2 separate regions of the Homo sapiens genome follow, and region 2 is linked to region 1. A link is a loop called in an ENCODE intact Hi-C map of the cell type or tissue named here. Cell type or tissue: OCI-LY7. All regions are shown on one strand. Each heading gives the region's core, and the rest is flanking DNA. Links, peaks and the distances in the headings are about the cores only.

Evidence for each region. A loop is a pair of places that touch in the nucleus more often than their neighbours do. Peaks named below come from ENCODE experiments on the same cell type or tissue, not always from the same donor. Only the 100,000 strongest peaks of a DNase experiment are listed, where the experiment ranks them.
Region 2: a loop joins it to region 1, with 1.9 times the contacts of the local background. A loop is called at or near these places in 6 of 110 quality-filtered maps.

What each region holds. Positions count from the first base shown.
Region 1 is chr22:16,972,063-16,979,488 of GRCh38, forward strand. The region is part of intron 3 of GAB4 (GRB2 associated binding protein family member 4); the gene reads right to left. Among named protein-coding and RNA genes, the nearest start is that of GAB4, 32 kb to the right of the region's middle. In OCI-LY7, for the core only: no CTCF peak of the experiment used is centred there; a DNase peak (open chromatin) is centred at 3,319; H3K4me3 peaks cover 786 bases.
Region 2 is chr22:16,916,572-16,923,997 of GRCh38, forward strand. It overlaps the pseudogene IGKV2OR22-3. Among named protein-coding and RNA genes, the nearest start is that of GAB4, 88 kb to the right of the region's middle. RefSeq lists a silencer at 1,087-1,136. In OCI-LY7, for the core only: a CTCF peak has its summit at 3,632; DNase peaks (open chromatin) are centred at 4,860 and 5,700; H3K4me3 peaks cover 1,937 bases; H3K27ac peaks cover 1,808 bases.

The DNA.
Region 1 (7,426 bases), core at 1,063-6,062:
TCTTTTGGAGTTTTCAGCTCTCTGGTGGATATGCCACCTGGATTTGCTCCTGTGATGTTTGCTCACGCCCCACTTTCCATCTGGGCCAGGCACAGTGGACACAGACGCCACCTGCCCTGCAGGACAGGCGTCACAGCAGTGGAGGAGGTGTCACGAACACACACCACCACAATCAGGTGGGATGAGCACACGGCTGCAGACAGATCTGGATGAGCCCTCCCTGGTGGTGGTCAAGAGTGCCAGGAAAGCCTTATGCAAAGCCTTCCATCTGAGTGAGCCCGGAAGGATCTGCAGCAGCAGGCCAGACAAAAGTTGAGACAAGGGAAAAGCTGTTCCACTTGGAAACAGCAAGATGCAGAACACAGCCTGGCAGTTCAAGGGGCTGCAAGCTGCTCAGGTTGAGAGATGACAGTGGAGGGGCCAGGCCAGCACTGAAGGGATCAAGAGCTTCGGAAGGATGTCAAGGTGGGGATGGGGTGGGGGAAAGCACCTCAGGTGTCCTGCGGTAATCTCACGCATATTCAGAATATGCCCATCATCTTCCTCCTGAAATCTACTTCTCCTGACTGTTCTGTCTTGGGATTGGCTCCAGCCTCTCAAGCCCAAAACATTGGAGTTACCCACACTCTCACTCAATCACCAGCCAGCCTTAGTGAGCCCACCCTACTCATTTCCTCCTGATCCTTCCTCTGGACCACAAAAGGTCTCATAACACGTCTTCCTCACATCTTCCCAGGGCCTCTCCAGCTCTCTCCATCCTGCTATTACCTTCCTAACCTCCCAGCTTAAACATCTCCACCACTGTCACAGTGCTTTTAGGATGAAAAACCCCCAGCTTTATTCCATCCCATCTCTCCAGTCTTTTCTTCCTAGTTACCCTTCCCACCTAGGATCCACTCAAACCAGACGTCACTGTGTCCCCAGCGTGCTCCTCTCAGTGACACTTCTGGGCTTTGTCCTGTTGTCAGCTGTCCCTGGATGGCTTCTGAGGTCCCTCTGGCAAGCTCCTACTCCACTTATCCTTCAAATTCAGCTCAAAAGGCACATTTTTAAAAGCCTGTCTTAGATCCTCTATCTCCAAGCATAACCAATCACCTGCATAACTGTTCTTGGAGCAGCAGCAAATTGCTATCTGAGTCACACTCCATTGTTATTTATCTTCTCCACCAGACTATGATTTCCCTGAGGAAGGAAACCCTGTCTTATTCATCTTTCTTTCCTCAGCACCCAGGTTAGTGCTTGTCACATAGCAAATAATGAATAAATGTTTGCTGAAGGAACAAGCAGATGAATGAAAAAGTAAATAAAGAAAAGTGGGGTGCTGCCATCCTTTTTCCTGAGCTTGGCCCAAACACTTTGGACCAGCAGATCCAAACTCTTCCTCCTTAAACCCCACTTTCTTATGTCCCAACATCTGCCTGCCCCAGGTCCCTTACTCCAGCTCAGATACTCACCCCTGAGTACGTCCCACATGGTCTAAACCCCATCCCTGGGTGTATATGCCTCACCTTGCCCTGGAATGCTTCTCTCTGATGCATCAAAATGTTACACCAAGTCCAAAAGACTTTCTATCTACAAAAGAATTACTGGTCCCTAACTCTCCCTCTCATCTTAAGCATACCCTTCTCTGTGCCCCCATAGCACCTGGGCTCCCATCAGCACATGCACTCACTCTGTCTGGTGTGTGTTATCAGTGTGAGTCTCCCCACTCCCAGCAGACCCTGTGCTCTTCCTCCCTGTTCCCACAGCACCTGGGCTCCCATCAGAACATGGACCTTGCTCTGTCTTGTGTTGGTTTCTGGGTCTGTGTCTCTCTACTCCTAGCCAACCATGTCCTCCAAGACAGCAGAGGGCCACATCCTGTCCCATGGAATTATGCCTGGCTTATGGTAGATGACACTGATGCATTTTGAGCAGGACTATATCAGGTAAAAGGTAATCAAGGGAAGCCAACATGCCTGAAATTACCTACTAAAAGAACAGGAGCACTGTGCCAACAACACCCAGGGCTCTGGACACCCTGCTCAATCCCTGCTGCAGTGTGCTCCCCTTGGGCAAGAATCAGGAGGAGAACTCTGAGGACTCCATTACTGCCATGCACACCCATGTGAGGCCAATGTTACTATGATGTCCTGCATTGCTTTTGTTGGACGGATAATTGGGAGCAGTGGATTTGGAGAGACGCTTGTCTTCCAGGACTGCAGGCTGACAGAAGCTGCATAAAACAGGTAAGACCCTGTGTCAGGTGCATGACATGTGATGCCACTTTAAATCTTCCTAATAGGTCTGAGAAACACATGTTACCCCTGCATAGCAGATGAGGAAGGCAGAAATGGCCAAGTTGGTACAGGGAGACACTAAAGCACTAGTGTGCAGGGTGCTTCCTGGAGTCAACAAGCAGTTTGGGAGTAAACACTCACTCCAGCCAGCAGCGCAGTGCACCTGCCCTCCTGTCCTAGGCTTCTGGCTGCACAGAGGCTGGTGGCATGTGGGGCTGTCACACCACCTCCTGCATATTCTTTGGTGTCAATATCAACCCAGAGCTCTCCCCTGACTTTTAAAAATGGTTTCCTAGGTTTTGTAGCCACTTCCTTTTGCACTTGGTCACTGCATTTAAATAAATAAACACTTTAAAAACCTAAATGATGGGTGGCTGGCAAGATGGCCAAATAGGAACCGCTCTGGTCTGCAGCTCCCAGCGAGATCAACGCAGAAGGTGGGTGATTTCCGCATTTCCAACTGAGATACCTGGCTCATCTCACTGGGACTGGTTAGACAGCGGGTGCAGCCCACAGAGGGTGAGCCGAAGCAGGGTGGGGCGTCACCTCACCAGGGAAGCACAAAGTGTTGGGGAACTCCCTCCCTTAGCCAAGGGAAGCCGAGAGGGACTGTGCTGTGAGGAATGGTGCATTCTGGCCCAGATACACTTTTCCTATGGTCTTCACAACTCACGACCAGGAGATTCCCTCGGGTGCCTACACCACCAGGGCCCTGGGTTTCAAGCACAAAACTGGGCAGCTTTTTGGGCAGACTCCGAGCTAGCTGTAGGAGTTTTTTTCCATACCCTAGTGGCGCCTGGAATGCCAGAGTGACAGAACTGTTCATTCCCCTGAAAATGGGGCTGAAGCTAGGGAGCCAAGTGGTTTTTAGCTCAGGGGATCCCACCCCCATGGAGACCAGCAAGCTAAGATCCACTGGCTTGAAATTCTCGCTGCCAGCACAACAGTCTGAAGTCAACCAGGGACACTGAAGCTTGGTGGGGGTAGGGCATCCGCCATTACTGAGGCATGAATAGGCGGTTTTCCCCTCATAGTGTAAACAAACCCTCCAGGAAGTTCTAACTGGGCAAAGCCCACCACAGCTCAGCAAAGCCACTGAGGCCAGACTGCCTCTCTAGATTCTTCCTCTCTGGGCAGGACATCTCTGAAAAAAAGGCTACAGTCCGAGTCAGGGGTTTATAGATAAAACCCCATCTGCCTGGGACAGAGCACCTGGGGGAAGGGGCAGCTGTGGGCGCAGTTTCAGCAGACTTACAAAACGTTCTGCCTGTGGCTCTGAAGAAAGCAGCATATCTCCCAGCACAACGCCCGAGCCCTGCTAAGGGACAGACTGCCTCCTCAAGCAGGTCCCTGACCCCTGTCCCTCCTGACTGGAGAAACCTCCCAGCAGGCATCGACAGACACCTCATACAGGAGAGCTCCAGCTGGCATCTGGCAGGTGCTGCTCTGGGATGAAGCTTCCAGAGCAAGGAACAGGCATCCATCTTTGCTGTTCTGTAGTCTCCACTGGTGATACTCCACTGGTGATATCTGCCGGTGATACAGAGTCTGGAGTGGACCTCCAGCAAACTCCAGTAGAGCTGCAGCAGAGGGGTCTGACTGTTAGGAGGAAAACTAACAAACAGAAAGGAATAGCATCAACAACAACAAAAAAAAACATCCACACAAAAACCCTATCCGAAGATCACCAACATCAAAGATCAAAGGTAGACAAATTGACGAAGATGAGGAAAAAACAGTGCAAAAAGGCTGAAAAGCCAGAACACCTCTTCTCCTCCAGAGGATCACAACTCCTCACCAGAAAGGGAACAAAACTGCACAGAGAATGAGTTTGACCAACTGACAGAAGTAGGCTTCAGCAGATGGGTAATAACTCCTCTGAGCTAAAGGAGCATGTTCTAACCTAATGCAAGGAAGCTAAAGACCTTGATAAAAGGTTACAGGAACTGCTAACTAGAATAACCAGTTCAGAGAAGAACATAAATGACCTAATGGAGCTGAAAAACACAGCATGAGAACTTCATGAAGAATACACAAGTATCAACAGACAAGTCCATCAGGCAGAAGAAAGGATATCAGAGATTGAAGATCAACTTAATGAAATAAAGCATGAAGACGAGATTAGAGAAAAAAGAATTAAAAGAAATGAGCAAAGCCTCAAGGAAATATGGGACTATGTGAAAAGACCAAGCTACGTTTGATTGGTGTATGTGAAAATGACAGGGAAAATGGAACCAAGTTGGAAAACACTCTTCAGGATATCATGCAGGAGAACCTCCCCAACCTAGCAAGAGAAGCCAACATTCAAATTCAGGAAATACAGAGAACACCACCAAGATACTCCTTGAGAAGAGCAAACCCCAAGACACATAATTGTCAGATTCAGCAAGGGTGAAATGAAGGAAAAAATGCTAAGAGCAGCCAGAGAGAAAGGTTGGGTTATCCACAAAGGGCAGCCCATCAGACTAAGAGCAGATCTCTCTGCAGAAACCCTACAACTCAGAAGAGAGAAGGGGCCAATATTCAACATTCTTAAAGAAAAGAATTTTCAACCCAGAATTTCATATCCAGCCAAACAAAGCTTCGTAAGTGAAGGAGAAATAAATTTCTTTACAGACAAGCAAATGCTGAGAGATTTTTGTCACCACCATGCCTGCCTTACAAGATCTCCTGAAGGAAGCACTAAACATGGGAAGGAAAAACCAGTACCAGCCACTGCAAAACCATACCAAAATGTAGAGACCATCAATGCTAGGAAGAAACTGCATCAACTAGCAGTCAAAATAACCAGCTAGCATCATAATGACAGGATCAAATTCACACATAACAATATTAACCTTAAATGTAAATGGGCTAAATGCCGCAATTAAAAGACACATACTGGCAAATTGGATAAAGAGTCAAGACCCATCGGTGTGCTGTATTCAGGAGACCCATCTCACGTGCAAAGACACAGATAGGCTCAAAATAATAGGATGAAGGAAGATTTACCAAGCAAATGGAAAGCAAAAAAAAAAAAAGCAGGGGTTGCAATCCTAGTCTCTGATAAAACACACTTTAAACCAAGAAAGATCAAAAGAGACAAAGAGGGCTTTACATAATGGTAAAGGGATTAATTCAACAAGAAGAGTTAACTATCCTAAATATATATGTGCCTAATACAGGCACACCCAGATTCATAAAGCAAGTTCTTCTGGACTACAAAGAGACTTAGACTCCCACACAATAATAATGGGAGACTTTAATACCCCACTGTCAATATTAGACTGATCAATGAGACAGAAAATTAACAAGGATATTCAGGACTGGAACTCAGTTCTGGAACAAGCAGACCTAACAGACATCTACAGAACTCTCCATCCCAAATCAACAGAATATACATTCTTCTGAGCACCACATAGCACTCACTTATTCTAAAATTGACCACATAATTGGAAGTAAAACACTCCTCAGCAAATGCAAATGAAGGGAAATCATAACAAACAGTCTCTCAGACCACAGTGCAATCAAATTCGAACTCAGGATTAAGAAACTCACTCAAAAATGCACAACTACATGGAAACTGAACAACCTGTTCCTGAATTTATTTACTGGGTAAATAACGAAAATAAGGCAGAAATAAATAAGTTATTTGAAACCAATGAGAACAAAGACACAATGTACCACAATCTCTGGGACACAGCTAAAGCAATGTTCAGAGGGAAATTTACAGCACTAAAGGCCCATAAGAGAAAGCAGGGAAGATCTAAAATCAACACCCTAATATCACAATTAAAAGAACTAGCGAAGCAAGAGCAAACAAATTCAAAAGCTAGCAGAAGACAAAAAATAACCAAGATCAGAGCAGAGCTGAAGGATATAGAGACACAAAAAAACCTTCAAAAAATCGATGAATCCACGAGCTGTCTTTTGGAAAAGATTAACAAATTAGATAGACCACTAGCCAGACTAATAAAGAAGAAAAGAGAGAAGAATCAAATAGACACAATAAAAAACGATAAAGTGGATATCACCACCGACCCCACAGAAATACCAACTAGCATCAGAGGATACTATAAACACCTCTATGCAAATAAACTAGAAAATCTAGAAGAAATGGGCAAATACCTGGACACATACACCCTCCCAAGACTAAACCAGAAGGAAGTCGAATCCCTGAATAGGACAATAACAAGTTCTGAAATTGAGGCAGTAATTAATCGCCTACCAACCAAAAAGAGCCCAGGACCAGATGGATTCACAGCCGAATTCTAGCAGAGGCACAAAGAGGAGCTGATATCATTCCTTCTGAAACTATTCCAAAAAATAGAAAAAGATGGACTCCTCCCTAACTCATTTTGTGAGGCCAGCATCATCCTGACACCAAAACCTGGCAAAGACACACAAAGAAAGAAAATTTCAGGCCAATATCCCTGATGAACATCAATGCGAAAATCCTCAATAAAATACTGGCAAATTGAATCTAGCAGCACATTAAAAAGCTTATCCACCATGATCAAACTGGCTTCTTTCCTGGGATGCAAGGCTGGTTCAACATACGAAAATCAATAAATGTAATCCATCATATAAACAGAACCAATGACAAAAACCACATGATTATCTCAATAGATGCAGAAAAGGCCTTCAATAAAATTCAACACCCCTTCGTGCTAAAAAATCTCAATAAACTAGGTATTGATGGGATGTATCTCAAAATAATAAGAGCTATTTATGACAAACTGACAGCCAATATCATACTGAATGGGCAAAAGCTGGAAGCATTCCCTTTGAAAACTGGCACAAGACAAGGATGCCCTCTCACCACTCCTATTCAACATAGTATTGGAAGTTCTGGCCAGGGCAATCAGTCAAGAGAAAGAAATAAAGGGTATTCAATTTGGAAAAGAGGAAGTCAAGTTGTCTCTGTTTGCAGATGACATGATTGTATACTTAGAAAACCCCACTGTCTCAGCCCCAAATCTCCTTAAGCTGATAAACAACTTCAGTGAAGTCTCAGAATAAAAAATCCACGTGCAAAAATCACAAGTATTCCTATAAACCAGTAATAGCCAAATCCTGAGTGAACTCCCAATCACAATTGCTTCAAAGAGAATAAAATGCCTAGGAATAGAACTTACAAGGGATGAGAAGGACCTCTTCAAGGAGAA
Region 2 (7,426 bases), core at 1,300-6,299, 55 kb before region 1:
CTATGTCAATTTTATTTACTCTTTTCTCATTAAATTTCGTAACTTTTGTGCACTTGACTTTTTCTTATGTTATTAACCAATTCAAACCTGCTTCTTATTCTTCAAAAAGTGAGACTCCTAAATAATCATACTAGTGAACAATAGAAACATCAGAGGCTGAAGGAAAAGAAAAAGAAAACACAATCAGCCTAACTAAAGTAGAACGAGATGGTGCATCATATTGTAAGTTTTAAATAATTATTCTGAAAGGGTATTAAATGAGGAATCAGTTCTATCTATAATTAAAAACAAACTTGAATTGCAGGGAAGTGACTAACAATAAAAAAATTTGTCAGGTTTTCTTTTACTAAAGGTCAATTCTTGAAAATGTTGTTTTTGCAAAGTATTCCTTAAGAAGCTTGAATTTAAGATAGTCTTGCTATTTCCTATGAAACTTAGTAATACATCGTTAAGAAGGTTACCATTGTGATTTTTAAAAATCTCATGATCTGTTGCTGTACATAAATATAAATTGTGAAATTTTGTAGAAATCTTTTTTAGTCAGAAAAGAGCTTTGAAATTACTCTTTATTACCTATAGACTTAAAGGATAATATTACTAATTCTGATTAGAAACCTCCCTTTCTTATCTGTTGACACATTATGCCAAGGCTTTCACAACAGCAGACAAAGCTGGTCACTCCACAGTGGACACAGATCAGAAGGTGTCACAACCACCTCCATTCGGATCTAGGTGTGCGGCAGGCCTCTGCCTCTGAGTGTCTCTAACATGAACCATGGTCACCTGAATGAGGGAGGACTTATACAGGTGGGGTTTATTATGGCTGTGTCTCCTTTTCCTGATGCGGTTAGTTTGGGGTCCATAAAACTGGGAGCAACTGCATTATTCGTAAGACTTGGCAAGAGTCTTAGAAGTGGAACTGTTTGTGTTCATGACCCTGGAGTCAGTGTTTGGGGTGGACACTGTGATCCGATTTGTACGGGATTGGAATGACTTGCGGGCTCATCAAGGAAAAAGAGATGGCCACAGGGGGGCAGTCGCACACATGACTTTATTGGGTGACGTTTTGTCAGGTTTGCAGAGAGAAGCCCCTCCCAGCAGGAATCTGTGCAGAGAATAAGCTGCCAGGCTTGCTTCTCGAAACGATGGGACACTGGACAAGGGGCTGTGTGTCTAGGGGACGCCTCACAGCAGCACAGTGGGGAGTTTCTGGTTTAAGGTTTTCATAACTGGGGTTTATCTTACTGCGAGTAGATGTGGTTGAAATTTTCTGGACATGCAAAGTAAGTATTTTCTAAAAGGCTAAAAGTATTCTTCTTTGGGCTGTTGTTAAAATAATTGCATTGTAAAATTTGAGTTTGGAACAGGCCATTAGGAAGTAAACACAGTTTTGGCCGGGCCCGGTGGCTCACGCCTGTAATCCCAGCACTTTGGGAGGCCAAGGTGTGCGGATCACAAGGTCAGGAGTTGGAGACCAGCCTGACCAACATGGTGAAACCGCGTCTCTACTAAAAATACAAAAATTAGCTTGGCATGGTGGCACGTGCCTGTAGTCCCAGCTACTCGGGAGGCTGAGGCAGGAGAATTGCTTGAACCCGTGAGGCGGAGGTTGCATTGAGCCAAGATCACGCCATTGCACTCCAGCCTGGTTGACAGAGTGAGACTCCGTCTCAAAAAAAAAAGAAGTAAACACAGTTTTGAAATAAACAACATGGGGGCCAGGACCCACAGGCCATCTTTAGCTCATTTCTATGTCACTGTTTCTAATTCTGTAGACTTTGTTCTACAGACGGCATTAGTCCATATTTTCCAAACCAACACTACCATGGATGAGGTTGAGTAACACAGAGGCCTGTTCCCCACTTGGGGCACAATGAAGGTTCTTTTTGTTAAAGGGGAGAGTTTATCTTTGCATGCAAGCCACCCACTGAGCATCCCTTCGTGAAGCTGCAGGTCCTGTGACTGGATTCCTGGCTGCAAGGCACCGGGGGTTGAAGCTGTCTGCATTATCTCACTAACTGTAAATTGTCACTCACTGGAGAATATATTCACAGATAAATATTCTGGAACACAGACAGCTCAGGGAATGAAGGCTTCATGAATGTGTATCTTCTGCTTCTGAGAATTCATCTCTCCGGCACTGGAAGAAACAGGGTTGTTCATATGTTGTACCTTCAGACCGTGTTCTAGACCTGTCTAAGCTGACCCTGTTTCCAAATATTTGAGTTATTGTTCTTTACTTTTCCTTGGAAAAAATGTTTAGAAATCCTATAAAACTATATACACAGCTGTGGGAATAAGTGGTGAGTTTTTCCTCTGTGCTTGCTAATCTTTCTGCAGGGCCCACCTCACCTACCAACAAACTGCAGAAAGGGAAGCAATGATTCTCTTTCCTTCCTGAGCATTCTGTGTCCACGTCACTTCAATCTCTGTCTCTGTCTTCAAATCACCTTCTCTTCTGCAGTCTTTGTTAAATGTCTGCCTATCTATCTTATAAGGACAATCGTGATGTCCTTATAAGATAGAGATAGGCAGACATTTTAACAAAGCCTTTTTATTGACCCACCTGGACCAGGGCCCATCTGGTCAATACAGGATGATCTGCCCATTTCATAATCCTTAACTTTCATGTCCGATTAAATTCTGATGAGAAAGCAAAATGGGCTAAAAACTTCATCCTGAAGGAAACATTCATGTTTAATGCACAGGAACTGCAGATGAAGCCTGAGTTCTCCCTCCTCACCAGAGAGTTGGAAAAGCAGGAGGAAGAGGAGCAAAGCTGGGTCCCCGCCTCCATGAGGGCCTCCTAAGGCTGCTCCTGCTCACAGAGGGTGGGGAAGGTGGATAGTCAGCTTGCGCTGCCACACCAAAAACACTGATCTGGATGACATAAACCACAGAATTTAATTTTCATGTTTCACATTTTTGGTGCCCAGATCAATGTCCAGCAGGGTTCGCTTTCTGGTAAAGACCTTCTTCCGGGTTTGCAGATGCCACCTGGGCTATGACCTGATAAATATCTATATACATTTTGCCATGCAACTTTTAAACATAACAGAAATGACACATTGGAATTTTAATTGTACTTACTACGGAATCCATTATCTTTTTTTTTTTTTTTTTTTGAGACGGAGTCTCGCTCTGTCGCCCAGGCCGGACTGCGGACTGCAGTGGTGCAATCTCGGCTCACTGCAAGCTCCGCTTCCCGGGTTCACGCCATTCTCCTGCCTCAGCCTCCTGAGTAGCTGGGACTACAGGCGCCCGCCACTGCGCCCGGCTAATTTTTTGTATTTTTAGTAGGGACGGGGTTTCACCTTGTTAGCCAGGATGGTCTCGATCTCCTGACCTCATGATCCACCCGCCTCGGCCTCCCAAAGTGCTGGGATTACAGGCGTGAGCCACCGCGCCCGGCCGAATCCATTATCTTAAAATAAATCATCTCAAGTATAATTTAAGCCCTTAGCCTGCATCGGGATCTTGTTCTATTAATTCAATCAGTCTTATGTGTCTCTGCACCGTATTATCACAGGTAACAGACATCACTCATTACTCGGAGTCATACAAATGGATTTGGCAGAAAAATCGGATCATGGATGCAGACTAGTGGCAACACAAGTGAAATACATGTTAGAAATGACTCGTTTGGAAATAGTTTTCTACATGTTAGCACTTGGTCATATTGGGAAATTGCCATCTTCCTAGTTTGGAAACTTTCTCTCTCATTTACCACTCACATGAAACTGCCCGCTCTAGCATTATGGTGGAGAAAGCACTATTGCTTTTGTAACAGAAAGCATTTCTGTTAGGTTTTAAAGTTGCATGGCAAAATGTATATAGATATTTATCACACTGCAGCCCTCAAATTAAAAAAGCAGATAAATTTAGTGCACTATTGTCAATGAAATCTATTAAAAGAGACGATTCAAATACATTTTCAGGAAAAAATAGTGTCATGTAAAAATAATGCATTTTTTCATTTTTTAAATCATTTTCTTATGACAGCATAGAACTAAATATTTCTTCTCTAAAATACTATGTCTGTAAAATAATTTTAAAATTCTAAGAATTTGAGAAGGAAATAAAAATCGCATGTAATTCTACATTTTTCCTGTGGTACATCACATAAACTTTATGTTTTACATCTGAATTGTGTTGTTTATTTTCAAAGTCCACTTTTGGAATTGCAAGACCTCCATTTTTCTGTCAGCAAAAGGTAACTGAGGCATGTCAAACTATTTTGGTATTATTATCTTACATTTGACATGGATTTTAAAAATCCGTAAGTGGAAAAAAAATCAAATAGGTTATCTATTTATTCTGAGCCATACTTCCCTGACAGCTGGTGTACAATGCTTTCTCCATCATAATACTAGGGAGGGCAGGTTCATGTGAGTGGTGAAGGAGACAGAAAGTTTGGAAAGTGGGAAGATAGCAATTTCCCAGCATGACCAAATGTTATCATGTGTAAAACTATTCCCAAACCAGTCGTTTCTAACATGTATTTCACTTGAGTTACCACTAACCTGCTTCCATGATCTGATTGTTCTGCCAAATAAATGGACTCGAAAAATGTGGGCAAGAGAGGGAGGATGAGGATGAGTTTTCATTCGCTCTCCCTTCATTAGAGCTGGTTGTTCCCAGAGCACGTGGCCACATGTGACAACTGATGGAGCCTTAACATGTGGGACTGAGGTGCAACTGAGTCTCTCATGGGCCATAGTCCTCAGCAGCAAACTCTGCCCTGAATTCTCCAAGAACCTCCTGTTCTGCAGACCCAGAGACCCTGCTGAGCTGCTCCCCAGACAAGCAGTGCATGTGAGCAGCTGGGATGCCACAGGAGGGAGGTTTCTTTTGGGGGCTGTACCACTGTGGGAGGAGTTTGTAGAGCTTGCATGCAGTGATAAACCCCAACATCTTCAGCCTCCACCCGGCTGATTTTCAGTGTGAAATCAGTGCCTGACCCACTGCCACTGAGCCTGTCTGGGACTGCAGAGGCCCGGTTCAAAACCAAATAGATCAGGAGCTGTAGAGACTGGCCTGGCTTCTGCAGGTACCAAATAGGTTTATTCCCCCCTGTATACAAGGCTGTGACTAGACCTGCAGAAGGAGATGGAGGCCAGCTATCCAGGGGTGACGAGCAGGGAGAGTGGAGTTTGGGTCATCATAATATCCCCACTGGACCCTGAAATAACATGAAAGAAGTGTAAGGTTATATAGACACACTATGAGCAACTTTCATGATTTCCCTTATGATATTCATTTACAGTTACGTATTTTTTCAAGTTTAGATTTATATCATCAAAAGTAGACTTTCTAAAATGAATGCACAATTTACTAGCCAGTACGAAACTCTATTTTCAAGATCTTAACCAGAGCACTGGTCATAGTTCCTTGGAGAATCCTGGTTATTCATAAGGCAAGAATATGAATTCTCTTTCCTGGAGCATAGACCATGTGCCTCTAACACGTTTGAAATAAATATAGGAAGCTGTGGAGCCCCCAGATCTCACCCTCCCACCCCATTTTCCCACCTCATCTTATTTCTATCCTTACCAGGGACCCATAGCATTAGCAGCCCCAGGAGCTGAGCAGGGAGCCTCATTGTGAGAAGGTGAACTGAGGAGTCCCGATCAGTCAAGGCAAGGTTAGAGCTAAGCTTTTATCTCAGACTCACAAGGGAAGGTCCTCCCTAAGGGACAACATGTAAATCACCTGGTGGGTGCAGTGGAGTGGAAAGAGTCAAGGGAAGGGTGAAGGGGCCTCTCTTGTGAGAAAAGTTCCTTAAATGTCTTCTCTGTTTGGAGGGAAACCAACAGAGATAAAATCTATGCTGCATGAGTAGGATAAATTCCCTGACCCTTTCGTCTCCTCTCTTAGATTTCCTGTTTCTTAGCACTTCCCAGGGGCACTTTTCACTTCTCCTTACTAAGGTTGAGATTCCATAAGTAACTGATAATTCTTCTTTCTTTTTTTGTATTTGTTTGAGTCCAGAATTGGCTTTTTCAGTTTTTTATCTTGAGGTAATACACACGCCCAGTAAACAACTGAAATGTTAAATATGCAACTAAGTTTTCTGTATGTTCTCCATCCCAATGAATCTCTAGAATATTTCAAATTCTCCAGATTCATCCCTCATGCACCTTCCCAGGCAACAGCTGCTCCCCAATTTCAGTCAAGGTAACTGGAATTCAGATACTCATCACAATAGCTTGGTTTCCCCTGGCCTAGAATTTCATATAAATTGAAGGAAACACTTTTTTGTTTTTTCCTTGCTTCTTCCTCTTTTCTTTACTGTTTCTGAAATCTTCATTTATTTCTGTGCATTCAGATTACCATCTGCTGTCATTTCCTGTGATTCTGAAAAGTTTCCTCTTGAATATCTTATAGAATATATCTGCAAGTAATCATTTCTCTTCATTTTGTTCATAAAGAAGTGTTTTTACTTTACCTTTATTTTTGAAGCATATCTTCACTCGATATTGAATCCTTGGGTGAGTCCCTTCCACCCAGTATGTAAATATGTAATCTCACTGTCTTCTGCCTCTATTGGTCCCATGAACAGTTCACCAAGTGTTTTATTACTGTTTCTCTGGTATAAGAAACCAGTATTTTCTTGATACATTTGAGATTTTCACTTTGTATGTGATTCTGCATTTTAACTACAATCTGTATAATGATGCATGTCTTGATGTTTATCCTGGATAAGTTTCCATTTTTTTGATCTCATAGACTAATGTGTTTCATTACCCTTGACACATTTCGCAGAATTTCTCAGGTCTCTCAGGTGTGCCACCTCCCAGAGATGCTCTCTGTGTGGTTATTCTCTGCAATTCACTCTACTGTGTTGCTGTACATTCTCTTTTTATGTTATGTCCTAGGTAATTTCCGGAGCAGCCTCAGGCCAGTCTCTGGAGTGTGGGTGCACTTGTAGTGACAGCAGCTCTGGGCTTGGGCCTGGGCTGGTCCACATGGAAGTGGCTCAGGGTCTGAGTTGCCAACACAGGATGAGGTCCCGGAGCCTGGGTTGGGATGATGCAGAGTTGGGGCTGGGAGGCAGCCCCATCCCAGGCCGCACAACAGTGGCTGCTTCTTGGGAGGATGTGGAGGGAAGGTCGCAGAATCTTCCTCTCTGCGGTGATGTACATGCCCATGGCTGCAGATTTTTTTAGTGCCAAAATCACCAGTGTCCTCTTTGGAGCAGGCTGTTGTGATCCTTATTAATGAACACTAAGGGGCCTTCATTAGGAAAGCTGTAGAGTGGAGCTGCCTTGGGGGATACTGAGGTCCTCAGCTGCCAAGGCTGCAGGGTCCTCCACAGAGCAGGCCATGGGGACTGCAGTGGCCCTGCCTCCTAGCTGGTAACACTTGCCTCCTGCTTCTTTGCCCCTGGCTGTCTCAAAACTCTCAGATGTGCCATCTCCCAGCC